3 separate regions of the Homo sapiens genome follow, and all the other regions are linked to region 1. The links are chromatin loops, found by intact Hi-C in ENCODE. Cell type or tissue: ascending aorta. All regions are shown on one strand. Each heading gives the region's core, and the rest is flanking DNA. Links, peaks and the distances in the headings are about the cores only.

Evidence for each region. A loop is a pair of places that touch in the nucleus more often than their neighbours do. Peaks named below come from ENCODE experiments on the same cell type or tissue, not always from the same donor. Only the 100,000 strongest peaks of a DNase experiment are listed, where the experiment ranks them.
Region 2: a loop joins it to region 1, with 4 times the contacts of the local background. A loop is called at or near these places in 5 of 110 quality-filtered maps.
Region 3: a loop joins it to region 1, with 4 times the contacts of the local background. A loop is called at or near these places in 3 of 110 quality-filtered maps.

The regions. Positions count from the first base shown.
Region 1 is chr2:204,018,774-204,029,593 of GRCh38, reverse strand. No RefSeq gene overlaps it. Among named protein-coding and RNA genes, the nearest start is that of ICOS, 87 kb to the right of the region's middle. RefSeq lists an enhancer at 2,173-2,232. In ascending aorta, for the core only: a CTCF peak has its summit at 4,896 (motif pointing left); a DNase peak (open chromatin) is centred at 4,894; H3K27ac peaks cover 3,928 bases.
Region 2 is chr2:203,924,235-203,935,054 of GRCh38, reverse strand. It overlaps LOC101927840 (a long non-coding RNA gene), which reads left to right. Exons shown (of 4, transcript XR_427213.4): 4 at 2,558-2,738. Among named protein-coding and RNA genes, the nearest start is that of ICOS, 7.1 kb to the left of the region's middle. In ascending aorta, for the core only: a CTCF peak has its summit at 6,043; no DNase peak of the experiment used is centred there; H3K27ac peaks cover 326 bases.
Region 3 is chr2:204,241,281-204,252,100 of GRCh38, reverse strand. No RefSeq gene overlaps it. Among named protein-coding and RNA genes, the nearest start is that of PARD3B, 300 kb to the left of the region's middle. In ascending aorta, for the core only: no CTCF peak of the experiment used is centred there; no DNase peak of the experiment used is centred there; H3K4me3 peaks cover 675 bases; H3K27ac peaks cover 1,719 bases.

The DNA.
Region 1 (10,820 bases), core at 2,117-7,116:
GATAGTGCATGGGGCAGTGGCCAATCCGAGAAGAAGAGAGGGTGCATTAAGGCGAGTTTAGGAGTATAAAATTAGAGTAGAAGAAAAGTATTGAATGTTTAAATTCTGGTTGATTCAAAAAGCAAGGGGAGGCAATTATAGATTCTTGAGAATAAATTAGTTGATGATTCATATATCAAGCCAGGTTGACAAGCAAATCGCTAGCCATGGAGGCCATCCAATTTTGGGTGGCATTCAGGACAAATGTTATCATGACACTGATGTTTTAGGAAGACATAACTTATGTCTGGCATGGCAGAAATTAGTGAAGGAACAAAACTAAATCAGGGAGATCGCTACATTCTCTCTCATGTGATAACAACGGCCTGAACTATAGTTACAGCAGTAGACATAGAGAATAAGAGAAGCTTTCAGCTGATTTAAAGGAAGAATCTATGGGGCTTTATGATAGATATGAGATGGTAGAAGGGAAAGCATGAAGGTGACTCCCAAGTATCTTGCTAGCAACATAGGCATAACTTACAAAGAAAGCACATAAAATTCAGCTCTAATATGTTAGGACAACTTCAATGTTTTAACTAATCATCTTGCTCCCCCACCCAACACACATGTGTGTTTAGAGGTACAGCCAGGTAGAAGGAACAGAAAATGGAGGGAACAATTTGTAATATTTACATTTTAGTCCAAATATGTATTATACCTTTACCTAAGAGAATGTGAAGCTGGGGTGGAAGGTGATGCATGGAATGGCTCCTACATGCCCTCTAAGAGATCAAAGGTTAGTGGGATTATTTTGGTCCCATTGGCCTTCAGGAGATCTTACATTAAGCTTGGGCCTCACCACCTAGTATTAGGACCTAACCAATACCCAACACCCCTGCCCTCTTCTCGCCCACTACTATGAAATATGAAAGCATTTTACTGGAGAGCAACAGAACCTGTAGAAAATATTTTGTTGAGTTAAAAAATAATGTTGAAAGCAAAAATGCTGGCCTGGTGTGGTGGCTCATGCCTGTAATCTCAGCACTTTGGGAGGCCAAGGCAGGTGGATCACTTGAGGCCAAGAGTTTGAGACCAGCCTGGCCAACATGGCAAAACTGTGTCTCTACTAAAAATGCAAAAATTAGCTAGGTTTGGTGGTGCACATATGTAATCCCAGCTTACTCATGAGGCTGAGGCATGAGAATCGCTTGAACCCAGGAGGTGGAAGTTGCAGTGAGCTGAGACTGTGCCACTGCACTCCAACCTGGGCAACAGAGCAAGATTCTGTCTCAAAAAAAAAAAAAAGGCAAGAATGTTGACCAAAATTCGAGATTGCAGTCTTCAAGAGTGCATTATGTGTCTTTGGATCAGAAGTTCAAATAATAACTCAGCACTGGGTGTAGTATCTGGTATAAAATTGGCTCACAATAAGCATATGATGAATTAATAGACAAATTTTCTTATTTTCATTTTCTTTTTATATGTTGCCTTTGCTTGAAAAAAATCCAAAGGCCATCATCACTATGGTACTCTAAAGAATGTTAGAAGATAGCTAAATTTAAGACAGCTGTGACAATTTTGCAGCACAGTGGAGTGGAAGAAGCATTAGGCTCAGTAGACCTGGGTCTGAGTCCTGGCTTTCCTTGTAATAATCTGTGCTACTTTTGGACAAATCCCTTTCTCTCCCTAGGCCTCCATTTTCCCAAAGGTAGAAGAAGGTGCTGGATCAGGAGGGATCACTGAATCTATGCAATAAATCTATGCCTAGGCTGGTCATGGTGACTCACGCCTATAACCCCAGCAGTTTGGGAGGCCAAGGCAGGCGGATCACTTGAGGCAAGGAGTTCGAGACCAGCGGGACTGACATGGTGAAACCCCGTCTCTACTAAAAATACAAAAGTTAGTCAGGTGTGGTGGTGCATGCCTGCAGTCCCAGCTACTTGGAAAACTGAGGCAGGAGAATCGCTTGAACCCAGGAGGTGGAGGCTGCAGTGAGCCGAGATTGTGCCACTGCACTCCAGCCTGGATGACAGAGTGAGACTCCATCTCAAAAAGAAACAGATAAACAAACAAACAAACAAAAAATGTTGCCCAGAAGATCCAGTTGTTTAAAATTTCTTTTCTGGACTTAAAATATGACTTGGTAGGATTTTCTTTTCATCACCTGATGGATGTCATTTGAAAAATCTTCTGTAATAACCACAATGAATGTGACCTCTAAGCCCTTTCAAGACCTTTAAATAAACATGATATGACAATTATTTTGTGGCATCCATGAGTCACCCATGAATTTTACCACACTGTGCATATGATTTGATCATCATAATCTGAAAAGCCTTTCACAGGAAACACCTGCTGAGACGTAGTTCAGCCCAGCTGCTCTAAATATGAAACACGTCTATACATGTCCCCATGGGAACAGAGATAAGCAGGATAGACTCGGCAAAACCTAAAATGTGCAGCTTTCTCCTCATTCTGCCATTCTTCCATCAGGTGTCTACCATCTCACCTAGAGGCCCCACTCTATATCTTTTTCTCAGGAAAAAGAGCAAAGGAGCAACCATTGGCATGTGCCATTCTACCAAATTTTAACCAGATTTAATTGTCCTGGTCATATTTGGTTCAAAATTTTTTCTTTCCTATTAAAAGCAGCAACAAGTTGGTGGAGATTTATCTTGGTGGGAAAGTATCAAGTAATAGGAAACAGATCCGAGCATAATGGATACTTTTAGAGGTCTGTCTTGCTCTATCTCTCACTGCACCGTCTCCTCTGTGTATAGCTCAGGACTAGGGAATCATGTGCTAGCAACCCGGACTCCTCCATCCTTGCCCTGACTTCTTGACGCCAGTTGCTTTCCTTTCAACACCCTGGTCTAAGTCTCCCAGATGTTCAGCTTTCCCCCTATGCCTTCCTCATTCTCCTGTGGCTTCACCATTGGCCTAGGTTCTCGTCTTTCTCTACAACTCCCCTTTTCAGGGAATCCACAGTTTCAGATCTTGGAGTTATTGCAGTTTTAAGCCTCCTAGAAAGTATGCTTCTGGAACATTAATCTTTTAACAAATAGGTATTCAGTCACACCCGGCTCTTTGCTAGGTGTGAAAACATGGCAGCAAGAAAAACAGGCAAGAGGAACAGCAGCAGCAGGAAGCAGATCGCCCCCTTCAGGAAGGGGGTGGCATAGGGCTGGGAGTATGTAGTAGGTGGAATAGTGTCCCCCAAAAGTTCAGGTCATCCCAGAACCTATAAATACTTTATTTGGAAATATGGTCTTTGCTGATGAAATCAAGTTAAGATGATGTTATATTGGATTTGGGTCCCAAATCCAAGAGGACTGGCATCTTTATAAGAGGGAGATTTGGACACAGACACACAGAGGGAATCCCATGTGACAACACAAGTGAGACTGGAAAGAGGCAAGCCAAAGAGCACCAGGGATTGCTGGCAACCACCAGAAGCTAGGAAAAGGGAAGGAGAGATCCTCCCCTAGAGCCTTCAGACAGAGATGGCCCTGAGGACACCTTGATTTCAGACTTCTGGCCGCCAGAACTATGAGAGAGTAAATTTCTGTTGTTTTAAGCCACCAAGTTTGTGCTAATTTCTTACAGCGGACCCCAGAAATTAATTCAGGTTATCAAAGGGATTAAGTACAGGTAGAGGAAGCAAAGCCCTGAGAACTTTGCCCCTGGGCACAGGAGGACGGAGGGTCTTAGACCAAGGATCTCCCAACTTTGGAAGCCAGATCCAAAGCTCTCACCCCCAATATGCGTGGATATCAGAATATGTCAGTGTTCGGGGAAGATGATGATAGTAACAATGATGACTACAGTTGTTACTAAGATAAAGAAAAAGAGAAGAGACAGAAGAGGGAAAAAGTGAAAAAAATGAGATGGAGGAAAGCATAATTTTAGAGTAAAATGACAATATCATTATAATTTTATATCTATGACCACAGTCAAGCTGAATGAGGAGTAAAACTCCAAACTCTTGTTCTTCTGGGTAAAATAATATTTATTATGTAAACTGCTTTCCATTTATGCCTAATAATATAATGGCACAATAACAATTATGTGTATCGTTAAATGTTAGATTTAAGTTATTGTAAATTTCATTTGGTCAAAGCAGTAAACACTATGGAAATGACTTTTGTAAACAGTGGCTCCTAACATGTGGTCATTAGCTCACAATCCAAAACAAAACCTGTAGGCAACATTGCTTCATTCCATTCAAATAGGTACAGAAAATATGATGTGGTACTCATGCTATTTATGAATTTCACCACCCAGACAAAGATAAGGATTGGGAGAAATTACGCATTTTATTCCATATGAAAGCAAATGTTAAAAGAACGCAGCCAGTCCACAGCGTTGCTATATCCTTTGTCTATAGCATTCTTCGACCAAAATAAAAGTGCTACATGTTCGACAGAGGAATGTTAAGCTTTCTTTGGCATACCTCTAACATATCTGCTGCCTGGGTTTTAACAAAGACTGTTTGTCATTAATGTGTGCTCGCTGGTTTGTATACCAGTCTCACACACACAATAAGGTCTCCTTTCATGCTCCCACCAAGACTTAAGAAAAATATCCTGCAAATGTGAATGCACAATCATGTCTAATTGTTGCAGTTCAGCTGAACTTTGCCTCTCTTATTTTGAGACCATGAACATAATCTCACAGTTCTCCTCTCCCAAATATAACAGATTTTTTTGTTTGTTTGTTTAATGATCAGTCTGGGATTAAACAAAATGCAATTTGTTTTTAAAGATATTTGAAACTAAATAGGAAGTCTCATTATTGGTTTATTGGTCTATAACCAGGTTCTTTCCTGTAGAGAGATGTTTTCAACATTCAATGTGAAATCCACACATAGCAGCACCCTTTCTAGGGATGGGGTGTTGGTGCCCTCTTGAGGAAGAAAGAACAAGGCAAAGGAAAAAGTTGAAGAAAGCAGTTGGAAACTGGGAGAATATTTAGGTAGCCCTGTGCTTAAAAAAACTCTAGTCTCTCTCAAAGGGCAATTCAGTCTGCCTGGGATATGGCCAACAAACTTTCTGCATTTTGTTCCAGCACAAAACTCACACGTTATGATATTTATAAGTATAGCCTGTTTTACTACCACTTTTTATTTACAGTGTGTTTTCCAAGGAAATGCCATTTTGATGAAGCAGTGCCGCCCTTGCTTTCATGTAGCTCACAGGCAAGAATGACTTTTGATTATTAAATCCACAGTCACCTGACAGAATATTTGCCGTTCGATCCCTGGGAGCGGTACTTGAGGATCACAAATCTCAAAGAGCTCCATCTATTTTACCCTCCTCCCCCACTTCATACTCTGGCCTAATCTAACTATACACAGTCGGTAATTTTACTCTTTACTTAATATTCACTTCTGCCAAGCTCCTAATCATTTGTCTTACAATTCTTTGAACTCAGTCCAATTTTCTGCCTCATTCTGATTCCAGGAATGTGGGCTTAGACTATCTTTTTTTAATATATATAGGACAAGTGATACCTTTAGTTAGACTCTCCACCCTCAATCCCCAAATTTAAAAACCTTTTTTAAAGTTTCCTTGAAAGAAAATTAATTGACAAATGAACAATCCCAGAAAACTAAAGAGACTTTAGGAGCATTTTACTGGATTAATTCTAATAGAGTATCAGCAGCAAATCTTCTGTGGTTCTAACTTAACACGCAATGGACCCTTAACCCAATTTTGGCCTTAGAGCCACCCGTCTGGTTCTCTCTTAAGTTAGTATTATCTTGGCACTGGTCAGTGTAAAGATGCAAACGTGTTGGCTTCCAAGAGACAGTATAGTATAGTAGTAGATCAGAAAACCATTTTAAAACTATGTCACCTGAGTCCTAATTCCCTCATCTGCCACTTTCTGATTATGTAAATCTCATCAAGCTCTCTGGGCCTCATCCCAGTATCTGTAAAATCGTAATGTTCAAAGTGCCTCTGTGGGCTAAGAGACCCTGGGGCAATCCTAGGGACACAGGCCAGGACTTCTTTTTGGCCATTTGTGACAATAGTTCCTGTTTCTTTGAACATATTGAATTTACAAAGCTGTTGAGGAAAACAGAGCTTAAAATACTCTATTTCAACAAAACAATATATTAAGTTAAAATAAGGGAACTAGAGTAGAGCCTGGGGTGGTCTTTAGCTTTGTTTTGAATTGTCCTGAGACAATTGTCATGTTTTGCATCCTTGCTACTTTGTGACAGCCTCTCTCTCTGTGCCCCAAGTGAGAAGCTGCAGCTTGACTCCATTCATGTCAGTCTTTGTAGGTGTCACAGGGAAGCTGCTCTTTCAAGGTGGGGAAGCTGTGACGACTGTGTTGTGTCCACAGTGCTTCTTTGTGAACAAACATATTTTTGCCAGATCTGCCTAAGAAAGAGTGGGTGTTGGATGGTGAAGAAGGCAGAAACAGATTTTTATCTCCATTCAGAGCTTTGAAACCTTTCATCACTTTAAGAGAGAGATTTCAGCATCAGAAGGCTGAAAAACCAGGTCAGGTAATATTAGATTGTTATATAATGTGACCTGAAGTCAAAAGTAAAGGGAGTTTGCTGGGGGAAAAACAAAATAAAACTTTCTGACTCTGTTATTTGTCTCAAAATTCTGAACCTCCTGCTCACTGTCATACAAAAAGAATTTACTTATCAGCTCAGGACCTGAAAGGAGTCTCTTATTTTTTGACCAAAAATTCCCCCAAAACATCCCTCCTAGAGCGATTGCAAGGATTCAATGAGACAGCGGTTGTAGTGTGCTCAGCCCAGGGCCTGTGAAGTGATTGTAGTCAGTAGATACTCATCACTAACGACTAAGCTTGCCCCTGATACAAGGTACTCAACACGGGGAGGTTTAATGTCTTGTGAGTGAGAGGTTGGCGAGGGGATGGTGGTGGGGGAAACCCAGCAGATGCCTGCAGAGACAAGATGTGTGTCCCTTTAAGTCTGGGCAAGGTCAGACAAGAGGACTAGAATGCTTCCCACAGTTATCACCAATCAAGTCCACCTTCATTGTGGTAGGGCCTGTCTCAACATGGGCTCAGGGGTTCTGCTACTGAGAATTCTTGGAGAAATCTTTGGCATTTTCTACCACATGTTCTATATGCTTGTCTTTATAGCATCTAACTTTTGGCTCTCTTCCTCACAGAGCCAGAAAGAGTGCCGCTTTAAAGGTGAAGAATTGAGCATGTTAGCTGCTGTGTGCCATTGATTATTTTATTGATGCAATTTGTGGTTCTTAAAGAAGAGACTTTCCATGAATAAGATATTTTCCCCTTACTTAAGTAACATGACTTTTTCCCAGAAACCCACCCAAATCTGCCTTAAATCTCATGGAGGTTAAGAATGAATGGACTTAGGTACAACACAAAGCTTATTTCCCTCATATTGTTATTTGTTAATATATCTATTGGGCTTATTGCTTGAAAGGTTAAGAAAAAGACCTGATTTTATTGATAACAAGAAGCATTCAATATTTCTATGCCTGACCCCTCACATCTCAGGATGTATGACTCCACTGCACATCAGACTCTTCCTTAGGGTCAAAATAACAATATTTTAGATCAATAGAGACCATGAAAAGGCTCCTGGAGGATAGTTTTGCTGTGTGTCAGTGATACTTGAGGCAAGTAGTCAAGAAGAGCAGGACAACCACCTTCCAGAATATCCCAAGTCTAAGTGCCCCAGCTGTTTCTCATAAAACCCGCAAAAGCAACAGGGTTTTTCTCTTGCCTCAAGTGGCTCATTGGCTTACATAGGCATCCTTGAGATTTAAGGTATAAACAAGAGCAACTGTAATTTTAACTTATACAATATGTGTGTAAATAAAGATATGACAGTGGGTTAGCGATTTTAAAGAGAGAGAGAGAGAATCTAGTGTTATTCTTTAATCATCTCTCTGCTTCTAATGTGTTAATATCAAGATCCAATATCTCAATCCCACCCTGTAGAGTTTTCCTTGTTACTTTGGAGTTCCTGTAATGTGAACTCTTCATCACTAAAAATCAGTGATTACATGTATTCCATTCTCTGGAAATGTTTTCTGAGATAAGCGTTGTTTTTCTTAATGCTGGATAGCCAGAAAATAAAATTGGCTAACCAGAATAATTTAGATACCATCAACCGCTGAGAATAACCAAGGCTATCAAATTACGTTGTAATGTTTTTAAGCTGAGTTCCAAATAGACTGTTCAGTCTGCAGTCACAGACTCCAAAATATGAACTGAATATGAAAACATTTTAACTTTCATGTTTTAATGATAAGAATGTTGTTGGCATTAATATTTGAACATTTCAGCCTACCTAGTTCTGAAAGCTATGTCATGGCAGGCTCAGAATCCACTGGCAGACTATAAATAAAATCTTTCTATAAATATATTTTATGCCAAACTACCAGCAGAATACATTTTTCATCTTCTAAACAGATGGTATAAGAGAAAAATCATGCATGTATATGATTAATCAACGTGCTTTTGCTGATAGAATTTTCATTACCATTATCAGCATGAGTTTTGTGAAATTTCTGCATTTTATATTTTCTTTTGAGAATTAGTGTATTTAAAGAAGTGATTAATATAAATGAAGACAGAGAGATGATAAGACTTTATATGTTTGGTTTCCTTTAGGTCCAATGGGCCTGAGATTTTTTTTTTTTTTTTTTTTTTTTTTTTTTTTTTTTTTACAAAAAGATAGCTAGGCAGTTTGTTTCAGGCCTATGGTTGAACCACATGCTAAGCCCCTCACCTTCCTTCTACCCCAGTCCCTACTCCTCGCTGTCACTGGTCACTTGTCAGAACTCTTACTCTGCTAAGAAGTTAGCCTTTATCAAAGTCCTTACTCACTTGATGCTAATGACCAGTATACTGAAAGCCAAGAAGAGAACTTACTGGGCAAATGCCATGATAGCACCATATTATTAAAAAAAAAAAAATAGCACCATATTATAAAGTAGCACCCAAGTGTGGATATGGTATAGTCACAAAAGGGTAGGGGCTCCTCTGGATTCCAATGACTCGGATTCAAACCCAGCCCATCACAGTAGCCAAGAATCCTGGCTTTTTTACCCCTATATCCATTCTCTCATTTTAACTTTAGAGAACACCTCAAACTTTTATCCAGGCATATTGCCATGTAGAATAAAAGACTATTTCCTATCCACCCTAGTGGCTAGGTGAGGCCATAGGAGTAGGTTGTGGCATAGGACTAAATTTTGTCCAGTGAGATATAAATAAGATAGATGGCTTATTTTTTGTCCTTCTCCCTTTTGTTCTGCTTCTAAATTGCAATGTGGATGTGACGGCTGGAGTTCCAGCAGCCATTTTGAGCCATGAGGTGACCAGGATACTAGAAATGGTGTGCTAGGATGGTGTGCAGAAATTTAGAACAGAGTCTCTGAAGTCACTGAGGGGCTACAACATCAATGCCATCCTACCTCCTGGTAGGCTTCATTTATGTGAGAAAGAAATAAAGAGCTATATTATTTAACACACTGCCTATCAACTTTAGCAAGTTACTTAATTTCTCAATACGTTAGTTACTACACCTATAAAATGAGGATAATGATACTGCCTAACTCGGAGGGTTGTCATGGGTCTTAAATGAGATGATACATGCAAAGTACTTATAGGAGAAACCTGTACATAGTAAGTGCACAAGCTGTTGCTCCTACCATAGATGCCTGACCCTTGAGTCTGTAACAGTTTCAACAGTTGAAAAGTAACCTGGGAAGTTCCTTAGCAAGTTATTACTTTGAAACATTCTGAAGTGGGAATCTGAATCATGCCCTCTGAGAGAGAATGAGTCATTTCGCTAGTCCTGGAGGCTAGCATCTGCCTATCTGCACTGCTTTGTTGCCCGCTGCTCATGTGGCAACTCACTCAAGGTATGACTACAACGTTGTTTCTTCATGTAAACAGCCCTGAAAAAAAGCCAAATGCCAGTGCTAGTGACAGTAATAAAGAAAATACTTTAGAAGCCTAACAAGGGAATAAAGTGATCATTCCTAGTTAGAATATTGACATTGTGGCAATGGATCTGAACCAGGACATGAACATAACCACCACAGGCTTCATGCCAAGGAAGCTAGAGATTACAGAGGTCATTTCAAATATGAGCATTTTAAAATGTCTCTCAACATTGACGAATGTTACCAACCTGCTGTGACATATGATCCACAAGGAAAAGCCACAGGTAATAAAGAGATAAAGTGAAAGAATTAAAGAAAAGAGAACCTACAGAATTATGACACTGGGCATATCATGTTTGCTTCAAAAGAGCTCCCATAGGAAAAAGAAAACTATTTTTATTTTATCCACACCCACCTACCACCCCCACCCCAAAAGACTTGATACTTTTTCTAATAAAAGGCACAGAATTACCAAAGCATAGAACCATGGAGACACAGGGCATCGAATGATGAAATGGTGTAGCCGAGAAGGAAGACTAATTATCATCGGACAGCCTGGTTCCTGGTCTAGGAATGTCAGGGATGTCACTTCCTACGATTTCACTTAGGTCAGAGGTAACGCTTGGAGAATGCACACTTACAGCAGAAAGAGGAATGCCTGCTGTGCTGAATCTTTCCATTTGCCCCTCCAGATGCTGCTGCACCCTTCCCACCCTGCTCCTCGTCACAGAGGCAGACTTGCTGGCCTGCATCCACAGGCTCCCCTGCCCGCTGGCTTGTGGTTGGGTTCAGTCAGTGATGAGCCCTGGCAGGAGACCAGAGGCAGAAAAGAGATGGAGATCTCAGTATTTATTCTCTGGTTCCTTCCCTGTGTGGTTGACTTGAATTGGAATTACCTTATATCCCTAGATAGAAGCTTAC
Region 2 (10,820 bases), core at 3,474-8,473, 96 kb after region 1:
CAGGGCTGTTGCACAGAGAAAAATACAAAGCAGAAACCTAATAATAAATATGCAATGAGGACATAGTGTGTGCCAGACACGGGGCTCCACGTGCATTGTCTGATCCCGTTCTCAAACAACTCAGCGAGGGAGAGTCTGTTACTTATTCTCATTTCATAGATGAGAAAACTGAGAGTTAGAGAGATTCAGTCATTTGCCCGGAGTCACAGAGCTGATGAGCAACGGAGCCTGTTCAAATCCAGACAGTGAAACTCTGGATTCCAAACTCTTAACTACCCCACCACACTCACACACTTATCCTCATTTATTTGGCTAGAAATTACTGGAAGCATTACTTTTTTTGGTCTCCTATTTTCATGGTGGAAGGATACTTAGGTCCTAGAGGAAATTCCAAGATAATTTGAATGCAAAAAAAGATGTCCTGGTCAATTGGAGGTGTAATGTTTCTACCTCAAGGGGAGAAAAGTTGCACAAGTTATGGTTAAATTCAGCTTTAGTTCAACTGGATATGTGTGGTTTTGTTTGATATGTATCTCTTTGCTTTTTCCCAACCCTCTCGCTTCTCAGTTTGTCAGACACTGGGTGGTAAATTGATCCGATAGTGGAGAAGAGCTCACTTCTATGTAAACAATGTTTTATGTCAAAGTCCTGTTTCAATGATCCTTCCCATGCCTCGCCTTCTCAAAAATCTTGGTCAAGAATACAAGTACTTGTGGTTTAAAATATTCAGAACTGCTTTCACGTGCCTGGAAAATTAACTGGGCAAAAATTTCCATTCACCTCACAGGAAGTGCTTTTAGTTTGCTTTTAATTTTTTTTCATTCCATGACTTAAGATGGTTTTGATTTGTGTATGCAGACGCCTGGGGTGAGGGTGGGGCATGGAAAGTTGGTTACATTAAAAGTGTTTTTTATTTCTTGCCTCCTGGGCACCAGAGTTCATCATGCAGCATGCTTGCTTTTCTGAAGGGCCGTAGGTGAATGTCTTTCTTTTGCTTTGCTTGCAACTTACTGAAAGCAACATTTGTCTGAGTAGAGGAGCTCAGACACCAGCATGGTTGAGTCCAAGCAATAGGGTTAGAAAGTAACCCCCAAATATCTAGGCTTCACCTAAGCTTGGTTTGCCATTCTGAAAGGGACAAGCATCAAAAGTGAGAGGTCCTTCCTAATCACAATTGCTTCAACTCCTACCTTGCCTATACTGTTGAGTGGTACCACCAACCAGCCTTCTCCCTTTTCCTGCTGATTCACCGATAAACCCCAATTACTCTACTTCCTAACTGTCTCTCAAGTATTTTTTCCTCCTCGCTTGCCAAGGTCACTGACTTAGATCAGGCCTCTGTCATTTCTATTCCCACCCTTGTCCCATTTTGGTCTGTCTTCATGCTACAACCAGAGTAATCTTTGTAAAATGTAAATAGAATTCATCTGTGTCCCCGCCCCACCCAGGATCCTCCACTGGCTTCCTCTCTTAGGTAAGGCCCACACCCCTTCAAGATTCCTTATGAAGGGCAACTCCTTCCCCAGTTCGGCCTCATCTCTTGCCACATTTGTTCTTTCTTCCTTCTGTACCAAATGTTTCCATCACGTTGAATGACATGAAGTTCTCCAAATTCCCCAAACTAACTCTTCCTTCTACTGCCAGGAGCCATCATTTTGTCTGTGCTTCCCCTCCTCACCACTCTAGCCTACCTTCTTTGGCAGATATTCCACCATTCTTCAGGCCTTTGCTTCCATACCCATCGATTCATCAAAGACATCAAACCAATGTCATTCACTCCCAACCACCCCCATAACTAGTGTCCATTTAGTGGCTTTTCTGCAACCTCCCAATGCTCCTCTGTGTCCCCCATCCTAGAAATCATTATGTTATCGGTGGAAGGTATCTTAGTTACCAGCAGAAAATCTGTACAGGTCTGCAGCAACCTCATTTCTTGCCTCTTCAGAACAAAGAATTTGACTGAGAAGCATAAGGCAGAAATACAGACCGAGGCAAGTTTCAGAGCAGGAATAGAAGTTTATTTTAAAAAGCTTTAGAACAGAAAAAAGGAGCATGTGCTTGGAAGAGGCCCAAGGTCAAGTGTGGTGTTTAACCTTGATTTTAGGACTTTATAGGCTGGCCTCTTTCACAGGATTCTTCCCTTAGGGTGGGCTGCCCGCATGTGCAGTGCCCTCCTTACCCTTAGGAGGTGAGCACATGCAGTGTGTTTAGGAAACTGTACGTGTGCTCATCTGAGGCTTTCTTCCCTTTTCTGGTGGTGTGCCTCCAGAGGCCATTTTGTCTCTTAATGCGCAGGCCCAGGAAGTTGCTTCTACCTGGTACCCGCATTCAATTAACACTTTAGTGCAACAGGTGTGGACCATCAGGAAATGACCTCTCCCTGGCACCAGCTGCCAATTTATCACTTTTAGAGAGGCAATGTGATAATTGCCAAACCATCACCCAGCATTCCTATGAGTGGGGGAAGAGCCCTCTCCTGCCCAGCTCATGCTTGTCTAGCTACCTGTAACAATTGTAACAATTATACCACTGTAATGGCCTGTTTGCTTTCCAACAGCTTCTACTAAACTGTGAGAAACATCAGAACAAGAACTGAAGATGTCTTCGGGTTTTTTTGTTACTGTTTGTTTGAGACGGAGTCTCACTCTGTCACCACGCTGGACTGCGGTGGCAACCTCTCAGCTCGCTGCAACCTCCACCTCCCGAGTTCAAGCGATTCTCCTGCCTCAGCCTCCCGAGTAGCTGGGGCTACAGGTGCATGCCATCATGCCCAGCTAATTTCTGTATTTTTAGTAGAGACGGGGTTTCACCATGTTGGCCAGGATAGTCTCGATCTCTTGACCTTGTGATCTGCCCGCCTCAGCCTAAAGATGCCTTCTTTGCAAGTATGTTTGCAATGCTCCACAACTATTTATTGAATGAACAAGTGTTTGAAGAATCCTTGACTTTTGGAGGAACCATATGACCTTGGGAATGCTCACCAATGACAATTTTTCACTCTGAATCATAATGTGAGAGCAGAAAATTATCAAAACATGTTTGTATTTCACATTGAAATTAATTGAATAAATATATAATTCATCATCCTGATTCATCTCTCATCACTTGCCCATCTCTAATCATAAAACAAAAGTATATTCCATTTTGACAGCCAAATATTTTCTCATTTAAAGTTATTAATTAATCCATAAAGCCCAGAAAACTGATTATATATTTCCATGAGGGGTGAAAAAAATCAGCATGAGATGTGACTGCCAAATGGTATGATTGATATTTTTAACAAATATACTGCCACTTATTCATGTTGGCCTTCATTCCAATGATAGTATATTCCTCAAAACATAAGTAAGGCACCTCTCTGGATCCCATTCCTTCCAGCCTCTGCAGAGTTCAGGCTCCCTTAGTTCTGTCTTTGGCTCCTGAGTTACCATTCTACAGTTCTGTATTCATCTGTTCTCACACTGCTATGAAGAAATACCTGAGACTGAGTAATTTACAAAGATAAGACATTTACTTGACACACAGTTCCGCATGGCTTGGGAGGTCTAAGGAAACTTACACTCATGGCAGAAGGCACCTCTTCATAGGGCAGCAGCAGAGAGAATGAGTGCCAGCAAGGGAAATGCCAGATGCTTATAAAACCATCAGATCTCATGAGAACTCACTCACTATCATGAGAACAACGTGGGGGAAACCACCCTCATGATTCAATTACCTCCCATCACGTCTTTCCCATGACACATGGGGATTCTGGGGATTACAATTCAAGATGAGATTTGGGTGGGGATACAGCCAAACCATACAGCCAAACCTGCCCCTGGCCCCTCCCAAATCTCATGTCCTTACATTTCAAAACACCATCATGTCTTCCCAACAGTCCCCCAAAGTCTTAGCTCATTCCAGCATTAACCCAAAAGTCCAAGTCCAAAGTCGCATCTGAAACAAGGCAAGTCCCTTCCACCTATGAGCCTGTAAAGTCAAAAGCAAGTTACTTACTTCCTACATACAATGGGAGTGGTATGGTTTGGCTGTGTACCCACCCAAATCTCACCTTGAATTGTAATAATTCCCATGTGTCAAGGGCAGGGCCAGGTGGAGATAACTGAATTGTGGGGGTGGTTTCCCCCATACTGTTCTCATGGTAGTGAATAAGTCTCATGAGATCTGATGGTTTTATAAATAGGAGTTCCCCTGCACAAGCCCTCCTGCCACCATGTAAGACATGCCTTCACTTCTCCTTTGCCTTCCGCCACGATTGTGAGGCCTTCCCAGCCATGTGGAACTGTGAGTCCATTAAACCTCTTTCCTTTATAAATTACGCAGTCTCAGGAATGTCTTTAGTAGCAATGTGAGAACAGACGAATACAGGAGGTACATGCATTGGGTAAATACACGCATTCCAAATGGGAGAAATTGGCCAAAATGAAGGGGCTACAGGCCCCATGCAAGTCCGAAATCCAATAGGGCAGTCACTAAACCTTAAAGTTCTGAAATGATCTCCTTTGATTCCATGTCTCATATCCATGAGGTGGGCTTATAAGACCATCAGATCTCATGAGAATTCACTCACTATCGTGAGAACAGCATAAGGGAAACTGCCCCCACGATTCAATTATCTCCCACTTGGTCCCTCCTATGACCCATGGGATTAAGGAGATTACAGTTCAAGATGAGATTTGCGTGGGGCACAGCCAAACCATGCCACGTTGCTTCTCTACAGTTTATAACCAGCTAGAATCACACACATACACACACACACACACACACACACACACACAGCTTCAGCTGTACATTGCCGCTAGGGAATATGAATCCAGTGTAACCATCTCTTCTGATTTTTTCCAAAGACACATGAAATTCTAGTCTTTGTGGGAAACATCCCCATTTTTAAATTTTGGAGCTTATTCAAAAAGTTTAAAATACACCATGAGCCAACATTATAGGAAGCAAACAAAACATATCTAAAGATCCAGTTTGGCCCATGGACTATTCATTTTTAACTTCTGCTTTAAAGGATGACACTCAATTGGCAGTACATACATACATATATATATATATGCACATAAAATTCAAAGACCTTTGTTTTAGACCTGACTCTGTCACTTACCAACTGTGTGGTCTTGAGAAAGATGCCTAACCTCTCTGAGCGAAAGTTCACTCATTTGTAATCACAGAGGATCCTTGTGAGGACCAAAAGGTAATGTATATGAAAGCTCTTAAAAACTATTACATAGGCCGGGCGCGGTGGCTCACGCCTGCAATCCCAACACTTTGGGAGGCCAAGGCAGGCGGATCACGAGGTCAGGAGATCGAGATCATCCTGGCTAACACGGTGAAACCCCGTCTCTACTAAAAATACAAAAAATTAGCCGGGTGTGATGGTGGGCGCCTGTAGTCCCAGCTACTTGGGAGGCTGAAGCAGGAGAATGGCATGAACCCGGGAGGCGGAGCTTGCAGTGAGCCGAGATCGTGCCACTGCACTCCAGCCTGGGTGACAGAGCGAGACTCCATCTCAAAAAAAAAAAAAAAAAAAAAGTACATAATGCCAAAAATATAGTTATTATTATTTTAAATTTTCATGACTCTTTAATCATCATTGATATTTTTGAAATATTGTATTATGTTTGGACTCATCCCAAATTTTTGTACTCAGGATTAAGACTGGTTACCCTCTTTCAGAAAAATCATGAAAATAGTAACATTGGTCTTCTTTGAGTGGCTGTTCAGAGTAAGATTTTAAGATTTTAATAACCTCTTCCCAGTAATTGATGTATTTTTAGGATATAAAATGATAACTTCAAACTATGCAATGCATTCCATTTCAAAACTGCTGTCTTTTTTCTTTTCTTTGGAAGCACCTTAAATGGCAAAAATAACCTCTTCTCCAAATCCAACTGAAAGCCTAAATGGCCTTCACCCAAGGAGCTTAGATAGGCTGGAACACTACACTGGAATTTGGTAGAAATTATAGAGATTAAGTCAAATTATATTAGGTTTCTTGGGTTATGCTTTGTGTGAATGGATGACACCTACTGGTATAAACTGAAAATTGGCTTTCTCTTTTCAAAAAGAAAAATAACTGCTCATCTCTCAGACCAAGAAGGGAAAAAAATCACCTCCAGCAGAGTCCAACACTGTTAAAAGTGTAATCACCAGATGTACAAGCCAAGGATTTTGTGAAATCATGAAAAAATGTTCATGATACAGTAAATGAAAAAAGCAAGCTATATGTACAACATATATATAAGCTTAATGTTTAAAAATTTTATATAAAAATCTATAAAGAAAAATATACAAAAACAATATATAGAAAAAGGGAAAGGATAGGCACCAGAATGTTAATTTGCTAATTAATATGCTAAGTATAACTAATGATTATTTTTCCTTTATGTTTTCTGCACTTTCAAAACCTTCTCCTATGCCCATGTAGCAATTCAGCAAACAAAATTCAGATGTAATTTTGTTTCCACCAATCAGATGTGCCAATACCTCACTTGCTTTTGGAACTGCATTAATGGCAGACAAGTGGTAGACATCTATTTTGCTAGCACAAATGGTCACAGCAGGATAGTCTTATAGCCAGTTGATTTGAGACATGGCAGCCTCTAACAATGGTCATGGCAGCCTCTAACAATGGTCATGGCAGCTTTTATTTTTATGATAAAAACCATGTAAGTCTGGGGGCTGGGAGTTATTTCTAGAAGCTAAGCCCAATAATCTGCTTCTCCAGCCCTTCCAAATATTTTGTAATATCTGGCAACAAATCTTTTTCTGGTTAAACTAGAGAGAATGGTTTTAGGTTTCTTGGGTTTTTTATTAATTTATTATAACAGCAATAAACAAATATTCTATGTGTGAGTGTGTGTCATTGTTTTTTCTTCCATAAAGTTTTACAAAATTACCTTAAGTATGAGGAAGCAGAATACCTAAAGCACAAAGAATGAAAGTGTTAAAATAACTCAATAAATTATGGCCAGGCAATGCCCTTGTTGGTGGTGTTTTTTTAAAAATATCCATTGTCACCTAATTTTTTTTGCCAAATGAACCTGAAAATCATGTTTAAATTTTCACAAGTTCTCCCTGCCCAATCTTTCTGCTCTCCATATTCCACTGGAATTTTGATTCCATACAGTGCTGAGTGCCTAGACTTCCACATTACTACTTGAGATCCCAAAAGCATCCCACAGCTTAGTAATTCATAGCTTTTACAAGCCATTTTATTTTAAAAGTTAGATGAAGATTTAACAGATGCCATTATGAGTGCTATAAGAATGTGCATATGTGAAACTTCATACTTTTTATCAATGTACACCTTTATTTCTTAATCACTATATCATATATTGAATAGACTTTGGTGGTTTTAAGAAATTAACATATAACAAGAATTGTCCCAGCTGGGCGTGGTGGCTCATGCCTGTAATTACAGCACTTTGGGAGACCAAGGCAGGTGGATCACTTGAGGTCAGGAGTTTGAGACCAGCCTGGACAACATGGGGAAACCTGTCTCTACTAAAAATACAAAAATTATCCAGGCACGGTGGCGAGTGCCTGTAATCCCAGTTACTCGGGAGGCTGAGGCAGGAGAATCTCTTGAATCTGGGAGGCAGAGGTTGCAGTGAACCAAGATTGCATCACTGCACTCCAGCCTGAGCGACAGAGCGAGAGACTCCATCTCAAAAAAATAAAAATAAAAATAAAAATAAAAATAAAATTGTCCCCATTCTTAAGTGTTGAACCACTTGAGAAGAGGGGCAAGGATCTCACAGACATTTAGGGTTAGACAGGGAATTATAAGAAATGATGACTGAGATAAGTAATTGTCCAAAAAAAATAGAAATGGTTGAAGAGTTTAATGGAGAAGATGGAGTGACAGATCACAATGTCTTGGTGATTAAGGCAGGTAAAAGAGATAATAAAGACAGAAAATACATTAACTCACATTTGTATGGGATGGTACAGTGTGTGTAACACCTACACACGTTATACGGTAAAAACCAATGACCTTGCACAAAATGGATATTATCACCTACACCTTGTTAGAATGGAAACCTAAGTCTCAAAGAAGTTAAACGGTTTGCCCAAATTAGCTAAGCCAGGACCAGAACTCATATGTACTCACTTCTAGATTAGTGCTGTTACAAGTGTCTAGAAAGAAAAAGAGAAACAAAGGGGTTAGGCTTGCTGAAGTTTATCCTGGAGGCTTGGTTCTATCTTAGACTCTCTGAGTTTACATTTTCCTGTGCCTAATGAATACAATTGTAAAAACTACTAGACACAGTCTCCCCTCTGTTGACCATTGATCATTTCCCAAATTAGAGATGCACTGAAGTGTCCAGACCTTTCTTATTTTACCTCTTAATAAGTCATTTGATATAAAAAATAAAAACAGTTTTGGTAGATGTGGTTATAAAGCCATGAAAATTAATATCACACTCTATTATCCCAACCCCCATCTTAAGTCTTTAGAATTATTTTATGACAGGTACACTAGATTTACTATCAAGACACTGTAAACCCAAACTGGACCTCCAGCCCAGGGGATGAGCAGTTTCTTCATATAGCATACTGAATCAAAATCTCCAAGGAGCACAGGTCGAGTGAGAATTGTCAGAGTGAAATTAAAGTTCATCCAAAAGAAAACTTTTTTTAGTAAAAAAGAGTAAAGACAATTACTAGGACTGCCACACATTAAACCATATTATAAAGTTATAATAATTCAATCATGTTAGACTGGAATAAAGATAGACAATTCAACAGAATAGACTATATATCCAGAACTAGGTATTTGTGTATATAAAAATTTAATGTTTGATACCATCATTACACTGGATGGGGTTCAGTTGCAGATAACAGAAACCATTCTCTCTAGTTTAACCAGAAAAGGATTTGTTACCAGATATTACAAAATATTTGGAAGGGCTGGAGAAGCAGATTCTTGGGCTTAGCTTCTAGAAATAACTCCCAGCCCCCAGACTTACATGGTTTTTATCATAATAATAAAAGCTGCCATGACCATTGTTAGAGGCTGCCATGTCTCAAATCGACTGGCTATAAGACTATCCTGCTGTGACCATTTGTGCTAGAAAAATAGATGTCTATCACTTGTCTGCCATTAATGCAGTTTCAAAAGCAAGTGAGGTATCGGCACATCTGATTGGTGGAAACAAAATTACATCTGAAACATAGCTGCAAGGAACCCCAGGAAAGCTCATTTTCAAATTTTCAGCCACTATAATATAGGAAGGCTCACTTGGATGTTAGAGTGGAATTTGAGCAAGTGAATTCTAGTATCTACCAAAAATAGCATTTCACATCAGCTAGAAAAGAAGAGTTATTTAATAAATGATGACAAAGCATTTGGGTAGCTAGTTTAAAAAAGATGTATTTAGATCTATACCTTACACTCTACATCAAAATTAACTGCATATAAATTAAAAAGTTAAATTATAAAATTCACATTAATAAATGAAAGAACATAAAGAAATATTTTCTACATACACAAGAAACCTCGTAGAGAAATGTTAATAGATTGGATCCAAAAGGAATTTTGTACACAACATACAATGATTATAATTCAAGAGAATACTTACAGGAAAGAGGCAAAGGATTAATATTTGTCATATTTTAAATCCTCATGCAAATTTACTGAAAAACATTAAGACCCCATAGATAGATATGCAAAGCACTTGAATGTGAAATTGACAAAAAAGGGAAAATGTAAGATGTGCATGAGTATGATAAATAGTTAAAAATAGAAAGAAAAATGGGTCAAAAGATAATATCAAAGAAAAATTCGAGAAAAAACTATTTTATATTCATAAAAAGTATAATTCACAATGAAGCTTTAGTAGTAATAAATCTTTATATTTGTATAATATGTCATTGAAATCTATGAAGTAAAACTACCAGAAATATATGTAAAATTGGTGGAAACAATCATTATGAGAGATTGCATTAAGTCTGATAATTTGCATAAGCAAAATGTATGGAGAATTTGAATAAAAATGCAAAAATTTGATTTATTAGATACATATTAAACTTCTAGTTTATTAGAAAACATATCTGCTTTTCCAACACATGGAACATTTATGAAAAGCAACTATGTATTAGAACTCAAAGAAATCCTCAATATAAATTCAAAGGCAGGAAATTTATATCTTTATTGATCACTATGCAATAAACCTAAAAATTAGTAAGAAACATTTAAAGTGTTAAAACATAGCTACTTGACAATTTCAAATATCCCTCTCTAACACTATGGTCAAAAGTAAATAGGCAGGGCGTGGTGGTGCACACCTGTAATCCCAGCACTTTGGGAGGCCAAGGCAGGCATATCACTTGAGGTCAGGAGTTCGAGACCAGCCTGGCCAACATGGTGAAACCTCGTCTCTACTAAAAATACAAAAATTAGCTGGGATTGCTGGGGCATGCTTGTAATCCAAGCTACTCAGGAGGCTGAGGCAGGAGAATCATTTGAACCTGGGAGGCGGCGGTTGCAGTGAGCCAAGATACGGCCACCACACTCCAGCCTAGAAAACAGAGTGAGACTCCACCTCAAAAAAAAAAAGTAGTAAATTGCAATTACAGACTACTTGGAGAAAGTAGGGTAATAAAACATAACTTACCAAAACAAATTAGATGTGGCCAGCCCAAGTTATAATTGAGAAAAAATGTATTCATACACCTTTGGTTCTTTATATTATTTAACAAGAATGAAATGACACTAATGAGCCAATCATTTAAATCAAGAGATACAAAAAGAAAAACTAAATAAGCCTTTAAAAAGTAGAAACATAGAATTAATATATATTTACAAATGG
Region 3 (10,820 bases), core at 2,653-7,652, 220 kb before region 1:
GTGTCAAATTATGATATTCAGTGGAGGCAAGGAAGTGAGTGAACCAGTATGATTTTGCAGTGTAGATACTGCGGCAGAGAACCACAGCTCGTGCGAATCAAATGGTGCCTCATTCAGAGACACAGCAAATGCGGGCATGTGCTCCTTTCTGCATAGCCAGCTCGAGCCTCTGCCTCGGCAATGGCCAGGGTTTTGTGAGTTAATGGCATGTGACACAGAAAAGGAGCTGTGAAGGGAGCAAATCTCTCTTTAAAGTGAACATTTTATAGAAATCCCATTTTCTCTGGGGCTCAAAGCCAGGCCGACTTAGTGGATTAAGCTCTGAGGTTTCATTCCTGGGCTGGATTTCAGGTCAACGCCAGCCTGCAAGTCTGCACGGGGGATGGGGAGAGACCCTAAATGAAAGGAAGTGGTGATTTCTGGAATATTACCTTGGGACACGGGGGTGGCCTCCCGCAACTGTGTTGAATGAGCCTGGGAGTGGGGAGGAGCTGAGAAGCCACTGTGCTGCCCAGATGATGCTGGCACTCATTTTCCTATCTGTGGCATCTTTTACCCGGGGCAATTGCTGGGTGCCAACTTGGAGGACAGCCTCATTTGCTTTGTGACAGTCAAATGCATTTTTGTCAGTTCCAGACAAACTTACATAATTATTTCTGTCACCTCAAGACAATTTTTCCCTCCAAGTCACTTCAAATGAGACAAGAAGCAGGTGTTTCTTGCCCCGGTTGCACCAGTTTCAAGCACCCACAGCCTCCAACCCAACCAGCTGCCACAGCCCACATGTACATGCGTTTTCACTTTCTATGTGAGAGTATGTTACAGATACTGCCCTGGGTGTCTTGAAATCAGTGGGAATCATGTGAAGACTACACAATAGGCTTGGCTTTATTTTACAAAATGGCATCCTGGCATGTGGGATTACACAGGCCCTTGTTCCACTCTCTCACCTCTCAGCCAAAAGCTGTTTCTGGGTCTGATGATGGGGAAATGGTATTGGAAGCTACAATCATCTTATTACTAGTTCAAAGGTGTGATGAGTATTAGAAAGCTTTTGAGCTGTCTCCTTAATTAACAGTGCCCCTATTTTCTATCTATTTTTACAGCATCCCTAACCTCATGGCAGATACAGATATTAGAGAAAGGTCTCCAGGTGAGTCTTCTCTGATGTGGTCAGAAATGGGTTGTTGAGGTCTTTGAACGTTATTACTATTTTTGTGGGTGTTTGTGGTTAAGATCGTAGGCATTTGGTTTTTTTTTCCTACACCTCCTCCTTTAGAGCCCAGCAGCTCTGTGGATACCACTGGAATAGTAGCTCATAGAAAATTGAATACTCTCTGTTCTCCATGTGGCATTTCAACTGTGCTGTGCCTGAGCTGGATAAAATGCCTCCTATTTTATCACCTGAGTGTGAAAGCTGGTGAGCATTTGATGTTCTTTCAGTGCTTGGGAAAAGCTAAGTGATTTTCTTACAGGATATGGATTCCTATCTCTTTCAGGTATTATTATTCCCAGCATGATAGGCTTATTTGTTCTATCAACAAGTATTTACTGAGCTCTGGACTAGAGTTGAAACAGAAGGACCAATCGAGGGCTATTGCATCAGTCCAAGGGAGAGAGAATGGTGGCTTAGGTTAGGATGGTGATAGTGGAGACAAGGAAGAGAGCATGCTTTTAAGATGTATCTTGGAGGTGGAACTGACAAGAGGAGCTCTATGCCAGGCACAGGGCTTGGCCCTGAGGCTACAGCAGTAAATCGTGCAAATGAGAATTCTTCTTTTACAGAGGTTATATTGCGGTGAGGAAGAAAGACAATAAATATCTGCACACATTAAAATATATAGATTTTAATAATCTCCAGGAAAGAATAAAAAGAGTGGTGCAGTAGAGAATAACTGGGGGGAAGTGGGTGGCGATTTAAGTTGAGTGGTCAGGGATGGCTTCCCATGAGGATGAGATTTGAAGGTTGAGAAGGAGCCACATAGATAAGAAGCTGAGGAAGCACAGCCAGGCAGATGGAAGAGTTTCCATTGCTGGTTGGAGGCAGGACAAGCTGGGCACATCTTAGGAACCACCAGGAGGCTGGTGTGCCTGGGGCTGTCAATGATGGGGAGAGGAAGTGATCTTAGTGGAGTTGCCAAGATCACGCAGAGCCTGAGTACGATGTTTAGTTTTTATCCTAAATGAAGTCAGAAGCCAGCGAAGAATTGGACACCAAAGAAAGACAAGATAGGATTTTTGCGCAGAAAGATTACCCTGGCCAGTCTATCAGGAATGCACTGTAAGTGGGCCGAAGCAGGGAAACCAACCAAGAAGCTTTGGCTGTCATCAAAGCCATAGCTAGTGGTTGACTGAGATGGTGATGGTGAAGTCAGGAAAGAGAGAAGGGATTCAAGATATATTTCGGAAGTAACCTGACTGAGCTGGGTGGTTTATGGGTTGTTGTGGGCAGGGTGTGGGAGGAGAAAAAGGGATATGTTTCTGGCTTACATAACTGGGTGAAGAGTGATACCATGTAATACAACGAAGCCTGGGGCAGATCAGAAGTTAAAATATTTCTTTCTTTCTGGTTTGCTTGCTCCATCTTCTAAAGTCACATTACTTATTCATTGATGAGGTTTAGGGAAGAGTACTGGATGCAGAGTTGGGAGATCATGTATTTTTGTCCAGCTGCTGGTATGTCCTCAACGAATACACGATACCTCACTTGTCTCACTGCAGCTGTGGCCTTCCAAAGGCCGACCATACTCGGACTGGATTGGCTTGTTCTGTATGGGTCTGGGATTTCTCCCCACTTTCAACACCACCTCCAGGGCACCAAATCCAGAGGAAGAGACATTGATCCCTGTGGCTTAATAAAGAGTAATAAGTAGTATTTCTGTAGTAACATTGGCACTTGGAGAGGCAAATTCTTTGGCCTGAAAACTAACTGTAGCGGCCGCTCAGCTGCAGAGGTGCTGAGAGAATCATTAAAGGTACAGAACTAGAGAAATTGATAGATTTTATTGTTTTGTTAAGCACCTAAAACTAGCAATTTATTATGGAGCATTGTTTAAGCATAGTCATCATATAGTTTTTTATTAATTCATTTGCATAAAGTAAGGCTTATAGATTATTTGCACTTGTAGAGTATGTTTATACATATCCTTCTGTCTCTGAAAGTCCTTTAGAATAACATTTTGCAAAGGCACTTTGAAAAGTTTAAAGTGCTATGCAAATACAAGATGTTATTAATATTGACCTGTCAAGTGATTAGATGCTGGAGTAAAGAGAACTTTTCTTCCCTGGTAGACACTATGTAAGATTCCTGGAACCATTTAGAGTTTGGATCCTTACACTTTGACACAGAGGGTTATATTGGGGACACAGTGCACTGTTTTGTTTGTTTGTTTGTTTTGGTGCTGACCCCACCCCAGCTTGTGCTGAAGAGACAGTCCTATGCTGGTGAGGGGTGCCATCCCCCGTTATAGACCATCGGCTCCCAAGAGGTACCCAACCCAAAGGCAATCTGTAAGTTGGCCAGCAACTTGTGATGCCTGCACACAATGAAGATGAACTTCCAGTACTACTGAATTTTTTCTTTTGGGAATTTGAATTCAAAAATTCTGAGGAAATAAGAAAGCAACTAGCAGAGAGAGTTGAAAAGTTGCATAGAGAGATGCTGTGAGGTCAAGTCAGGACCATCGCAAACTCAGATTATGAGGTAGCAGAAGTTTGGAGTAAACAGATCAATGAGGTAAGGAAAACTTACTATCCTCTTCAAACAGCACTCATAAAAGTTTCCAGTGGTCTGCTTGCTAATTGCCAGCTTCAACAAGGTACGGGTCCTCCTCTTCTTCATCCTCTTTGGAAGTTTGGATGCTTTTGTGTTTTCTTTGTGAAACTCTCTTCTCCACAGTGCTTTTGTCTCTTCCCCCTTTCTATCTTTATCCTTATTTCTTTGAAAATCTTGTCCACTTTCTTATAAGTCACTGGATGGAGATGATTCAAGCCACATTCTCTCTTAAGGTCAACTTAAGACCCTATTCTTCTCAATTCTTTTTTCTTTTTCCTTTTTTTTTCTTTGATTTTTTTTCTTTTTTCTTTGAATTTCTTCTTGCTCTGTAGCCCAGGCTGGAGTGCAATAGTGCAGTCATAGCTCACTGCAGCCTTGACCTCCCGGGCTCAAGTGATCCTCCCACCTCAGCCTCCCAAGTAGCTGGGACTACAGGCACCCACCACCACAGCCAGTTTTTGTTTTTTTTAAAGAGACAGAAGAGACAGAGTCTTGCTATGTTGCCTAGGCTAGTCTCAGATTCTAAGGCTCAAGTGATCCTCCCACCATGGCCTCCCAAAGAGTTGAGATTATAGGTGTGAGCTATCACACTTGGTGTAATTTCTTGATTATCAGTATCTGCACCTACATTGATATACCACCTTAAATTTTTCCCATTCAAAGTAAAACTTTGTCATTTCATTGCCACTCTTGCCTCACTTTTCTGCTAATGACATTATTAGAAACTAACACAGGCTTTAAACATGATATTATCTTTGATTTCTCTCTCTCTTTATCACCTTCTCTAGCCAGTTTAAGATAAAAATGTATTTTGCCTCATATATTTGAATATCTTGAATATCTGAATATCTTCTCTCTCCATTCTCACTGATAGCCACCCTACTTTTCATGCAGATGATGTTTCTCCCTCTTCTTAATCTATCTTAACTAACTTCTTTGTGTTGCATTATAGTTTATTGGCCAATATCTCCAATTATGTGGTCATTTCCTTGAGAAAAGAAATTGTCTTATTTATCTTCATGTTCCCCTCCCCACCCCACTCCCATAACTGAGCCTGGCACAATGTTTTTCACATAGGAGTTTCTGCATAAATATTTGTTAATTTGTATGAAGGAATTTTACTGAACGCCTTTCTCAAATAATGGCATTTGATTCTAACTCCATTGGTTGCTTATCTGCTATTTCAAGTTAGTGAATTATTTTTCCTCTGCCAAATACCTTTGTATCTGGCTCATTTTGGAGGTCTGCCCTATTAACACTTACTTGCAATCCTCAATCCTCTATTAAAACTTTTAATGTGTGCAAGTTTATTCAAGCAGGGAAAATCGCCAATTGTAGTGAAGTAAAAACAGGCCCCATGAAAGTTGTGCTATCTTGGGCATGTCAAATGGCCAAGAAATAAATAGACCTTAAGGAAAACACATACCCTCAGATTAGAGAGATGTTTGGTAATTAAAATATATATATATATACATATATATCTTGAAGGGGTGGATAGGGGTAGAAGACAAGGATGTTCTCCAGAAAGCAGCTTGATTGAAATGGGGCTATTAGTATAACTGGGCGCCTGGACTGACATCCTTTCTTCAGAGGCCTTAATTGAGACTATGAGCATTCTCAAAAAATGGTAAGATGTCATCACGAATGAAATAGAAACATTTGTCCTGGAAACTTTTATATCAGATATTTTTAATGTTGTTCATGCCAAGGATCACAGAGAGAACAAATAAAGAAGTTCCATGTTCTTGTTGGAAGGAGCAACTGAATTCGAGTTAGCTATTGCTGAATGTTCTCAGAATTGACCAAAAAGGAGAGAGTCGGCGTAGATGTTATCTAAAGTCTCTCACCATGTAAATATTTGGTGATTCTGCTATTTAGTAGTAAAGTTAATTGATGAAGGCTCAGTCTGAGTCAGGCTACTCACAGAAGAGATGCTGAACTTTCTGGGACCAGAAGAGCTGCTCTTGTCCTTGAAGCCTACTCCAACGGCTTCAAAATCATTTCTAGAAGTGTCCAGGGGCTTCTCTCCAAGGGCCTGTCAGAAAAGACACCAGAGGCTGGGGAGGCGGGCTGCGGGGGCTATTCTTGCTTGCCTTCCCCCAACAACTATGGCAGCTCCACTTTGATCTGTTTTGACATAAATTTTTGTTGGAAGAGAGAGCTCTGCTGCTTTGTAAGAAAAATAAAAAGATAGAAAAAGATAAAGGGGGAAATGAACTTTAAAAATCCCAGATCTAGTGGTTTGTGAAGTAACCCGTGCTTTTTCACTTTGGCAGCAAACCTTCTCCGATGAGGTGGGACCATTGAGTGTTGCCCTGGAAATGTGACCTGGAGGCTTGCTTTGTGAGCTCTTCCTGGTCCTACCAATAGATGAAAATTCTGTAACATGTTTTTTAGAAACTTGTGATACAGCCATATACTCTCTGCAATCACGGTACTGGAGAGCCGGTATTTTTTTTCAGAGTATTTATCAATGACTTTTTTACTTGGATCCTATGGTCACCGCAGGCATCATCATGAAAAAAAAAGTTTGGGTTTACTGGAATAGAGATTTTGTTTAAAGTTTTATTCACTGGGGATTTAGGAGAGGATAGGAAGGAGTGTCGAATTGGATAGTAAGAATATCTCTGGGATATAAGAATAAGGTGGCCAGGCGTGAGGGCTCATGCCTGTAATCCCAGCATTTTGGGAGGCCAACGCAGGTGGATTACCTGAGGTCAGGAGTTCAGGACCAGCCTGGCCAACATGGTGAAACTCTGTCTCTACTAAAAAAATACAAAAGTTAGCTGGGTGTGGTGGTGGGTGCCTGTAATCCCAGCTACTTGGGAGGCTGAGACAGGAGAATTGCTTGAACCCAGGAGGCGGAAGTTGCAGTGAGCTGAGATTGTGCCATTGCACTCCAGCCTGGGTGACAAGAGCAAAACTTTGTCTCCAAAAAAAAAAAAAAAAAAAAAAAGAATAAGGTACAGAGAGGAGTGAGGGATATAAGTAAAAATTATACCTCCTTATTCCATTAAATGCTTTATAGTTTACAAGGTGATTTAACATGTATTATTTCACTCCAATAAACAGACATCTAATGTTCTGCAGCTGGAAGTAGGAAAGGTCAAGCCTTTCATCTCCCTAACCCTCTGTTAAGCCCACCTATAAACACCCTATTCTGGGTTACCCCACTGCCTGCTCCTGCTTCCAGTCTGCCAAAAGCCACTGGGGAATCATGCAGTCTTGGCCTAAGAAAAAGTCACGTGTCCAACTCTGACTTGGCCTTTGTCTCTTTTCAGCAATCATATTTATTTATTCTTCTATGCCATGCTCCAAGGCTAACTTTCTGTATCTGTTCATCCACCTTTTTTTCCCCTTGCAGTGGGTTGAATGGATTTTGGGGTGGTCCCCAAAAAGAAATGTACATGCTCTAATCCACGGAGTCAGTGAACATTACCTAATTTAGGGAAAAGGTATAATTAAATTAAGAGTTGAGATTAGATCATCCTGTATTATCCAGGTGGACCCTAAATCCAATGACATGTAAGACAGAGGACATTTTGACACACATACAGAGGAGAAGGCCATGTGAAAACATTGGAAATGGAATAATGTGGCGTCAAGCAAGAAATGCCAACAGCCAGCAGAAGCTGGAAGAAACAAGGATTCTCCCCTAGGGCCTTCAGAGGTAATGAGGCCCTGACAATATTTTGACTTCAGACTTCTGGGATCCAGAACTGTGACAAACTACATTTATGTTGTTTTAAGCCACCCAGTTTGTAGTAATTTGTTGTGGCTGCCTAGGAAACTGACAAACTCCTTAAGCTCCTACACTTGCCATCCTTTCTAGCAGTAGATGGACTTGACTTAGACTATTCTGAAAGATTGAGGCCATCCTCCCCAAAATCCCTCATTCATCTTTCCTTTAACCTTAACTTTAACCGATCTCCTTCACTCCTCAAATCTGTCTTTTTGCAGAAATTTGCCCTTTTGTTTCTTCCTTCTGGTTTATCTAAGGGAAAGATGCCCACCCTCCCTTCTTTGCCATAGCTGAATTCTTCATCTGTGCCACTGATCCCATCCCTTCTTGGGTCTGTAAAGGCCCGGTTGTTCCTGCCCAGCCTTCTTACTCCTAGACTGGGGTGGAGAAAGAGTCCAAGGCTCTAGGCAGTTCCCAGAAATGCAAAGCCACGGGGAGCCATTATAAAAAGATACGTCTGAATGAAGGACCAGTCAAAAGGGAAGAAGATAAACTCTGGACTAGGACTAGGGAGTGAAGCAGGAGAGTTAGTCAAGGAGATGACCAAACAGGAAGAGTGGAAGAGCACAGAAGTCAGGAAAGAACTCAAACTAAGTAGAAAAATAATTCTCCAAGCCACTTGTGAGTTTAAGGCCCCATTCTGGTTAATTTCACACTAAGTGGGAATTCCTCCATATGTCTTTTCTTCCTTTTTATTTATTCTCCACAATTTCATCTTATCCTTTCTGCCTTTAAACATGTTATTTTCTCTTGTCTTAAAAAGCATTTCCATTTCCTAACTGCTTACAGTGAACACATCATTTTGTCTGTCCCATGTCTCTTTATTTTGGGGTTTTGGAAATTAGCCATCTCTTTTCTTTTGGAGAATGTCTTGTTCACTTGTGCCTTCTTCCATGGTCCTGTGTTGTTGGTAATAGCTATTGGCCAGTCAGTCCTGCCTTGGGATGTTAACATTGAAACAAAGAATCCTTGGCCAGGCGCAGTGGCTCATGCCTGTAATCCCAGCACTTTGGGAGGCCAAGGCGGGCGGATCACGAGGTCAGGAGATCGAGACCATCCTGGCTAACATGGTGAAACCCTGTCTCTACTAAAAATACAAAAAAATAGCCAGGCATGGTGGCAGGCGCCTGTGGTCCCAGCTACTCGGGAGGCTGAGGCAACAGAATGGCATGAATCCTGGAGGCGGAGCTTGCAGTGAGCCGAGATTGCGCCACTGCACTCCAGCCTGGGTGACAGAGCGAGACTGCGTCTCAAAAAAAAAAAAAAAAAAAAAAAAAAAGAACCCTTTGGTGACAAAGCTGACATGAAAGATCTACCAGCCACAATTTCCTCTGCCAAGTGAAAGAAGCTAGTCTACAGTAGGAGGAAATGAAGCCAGTACTGAGAGAGAAGCAGAGATAAGAAGAAAATAGAGTCCTGGAAGTTATTCATTCCCTGGTGATGATCATCCTTAAAGTTCTCAAACCCATGCCTTACCTGGTTTGAACAGGTGAGCCAATAAGTTTACCCTATTGCCTATGCTTGCTCAAGTTCAATTATTGTCAGCAGGAAACAAAATATCTCTGATCAAGAACCCTCTCCTTCAATTTCTTACTATTCTCTTGTCCTCAATGACCACCTCCTCCTATAGTTTCCCAAGATAATTGCCTCCATGTCAAAATTAGACTTCTAGTCAAATTCAGGAGACTTATTTTTGTTGTTGACAATATTTCCCAATAGTATTTGACTGTCTGCTTTCACATATGTTCAGGTCTCAGGGCCCTCTCACGTTGCACTGTCTTATTATCTTATTTCTTTGCTCATTCTTTGCTCCTTTTTCCAGGGGTTTGTCATCTTCGTAACCCCTAAACGTTGGCAGCTCCTAAAGGTTAGCCCAGGATGTCCTCTTACTCACTGTTTCTGTTCCCATCCTCAGTAATATGTACTTTCTCTTTGGTCAGCTCTCTGGGTTGACTTTAGTCTAAATTGTAGCTTGGACTCTTATTGAACATGCCCAAAACCAGAGACACTGAGTGACCTGCCCAAGGCCGGCCATCTGGATAGCGCTACCCTGCTTTCCGGGGAGCCTCCCCTGATAATTCCAGAATGATACATTTTTATCCTTAGCACAGTGTACACTCGTCTATTTTATGGTTGTTTATGCTTCTCAAATTAGTGCTTTATTATTTATTTTGCTCTATAGCTGTATATTCAGCTAGATTGTAGGAAGTTGCTATTCCACCATTTTTCCCATAAGAATATATGGATTCCATATTTGAAAGCACAACCACTTAAATTATAATTTTATTACCATTGCCAAGAAAGCATTTTGAAATCAAAATACATTAAGCCAATCCCATTATTTGATCGAATTTTCCATATAAACCATTTAAACAATTTCCTTTTTATTCATTTACATGTAACCAAAATTATTTTACTCAAAATCAATTCTTATGAGTTGTATGATGAATATTTGATTTACCCATCACTTTTTCCCCAAACATATGAAATGTTACCTATTATATCTTTTTCTATTATGATTTTTCTTTTATGACCACCAAGTATAATTGTCCAGGGTCAAAATTATGATATAGTTTTGTTTAGAAGATTTAGTTCTCCCGTCATTTTTTAGCCAAGGACAAATTGTGCCATCTGCAATTTTAGCCATTGTCTGTCTTGTGTTGATTATTTCAACCAACTCTATGTTTCCTCAGATCCATTTTTGCTTTTGTTTTTGAGACAGGTCCTCCCTCTGTCACCCAGGCTGGAGTGCAGTGGTACAAACATGGCTCATGGCAGCCTCTACATCTTGGACTCAAGCGATCCTCCCACCTCAGGTCTCCAAGTGGCTGGAACTACAGGCATGTGCACCATGCTTGGCATGTTTTTTGTGCCAATATTTTTATTGTTTTTTGTAGAGATGGAGTCCCACTTTGTTGCCCAAGCTGGTCTCAAACTTGCCTGGGCTCAGGCAATCCTCCCATCTCAGCCTCCCAAAGTGCTGAGATCACAGGCATCAGCCACGACACCTGGCCTCAGATCCATTTTTAAATTCCAATATTACCAATGAGCTTGATTCTTTTGCCAATTTTTCGTTTATAATAGCTTTTACTGTTTGCAAGTTTTAGCCAGTCACTTTTATTTTGTTTTTCACTATGAGTAAGGTTCGTTATGAATTAGACGAAAAAGTGATAATTTGTATTTCATCAATTCAATCACAAGTATCAAGGGAGGGCCTACTACACACCGGGTGCTAATCAAGGCACTTAGGATACATCTGTGCAAGAAGATAATGTTTCTGCTCTTATGTAGTTTCCTTTCTAA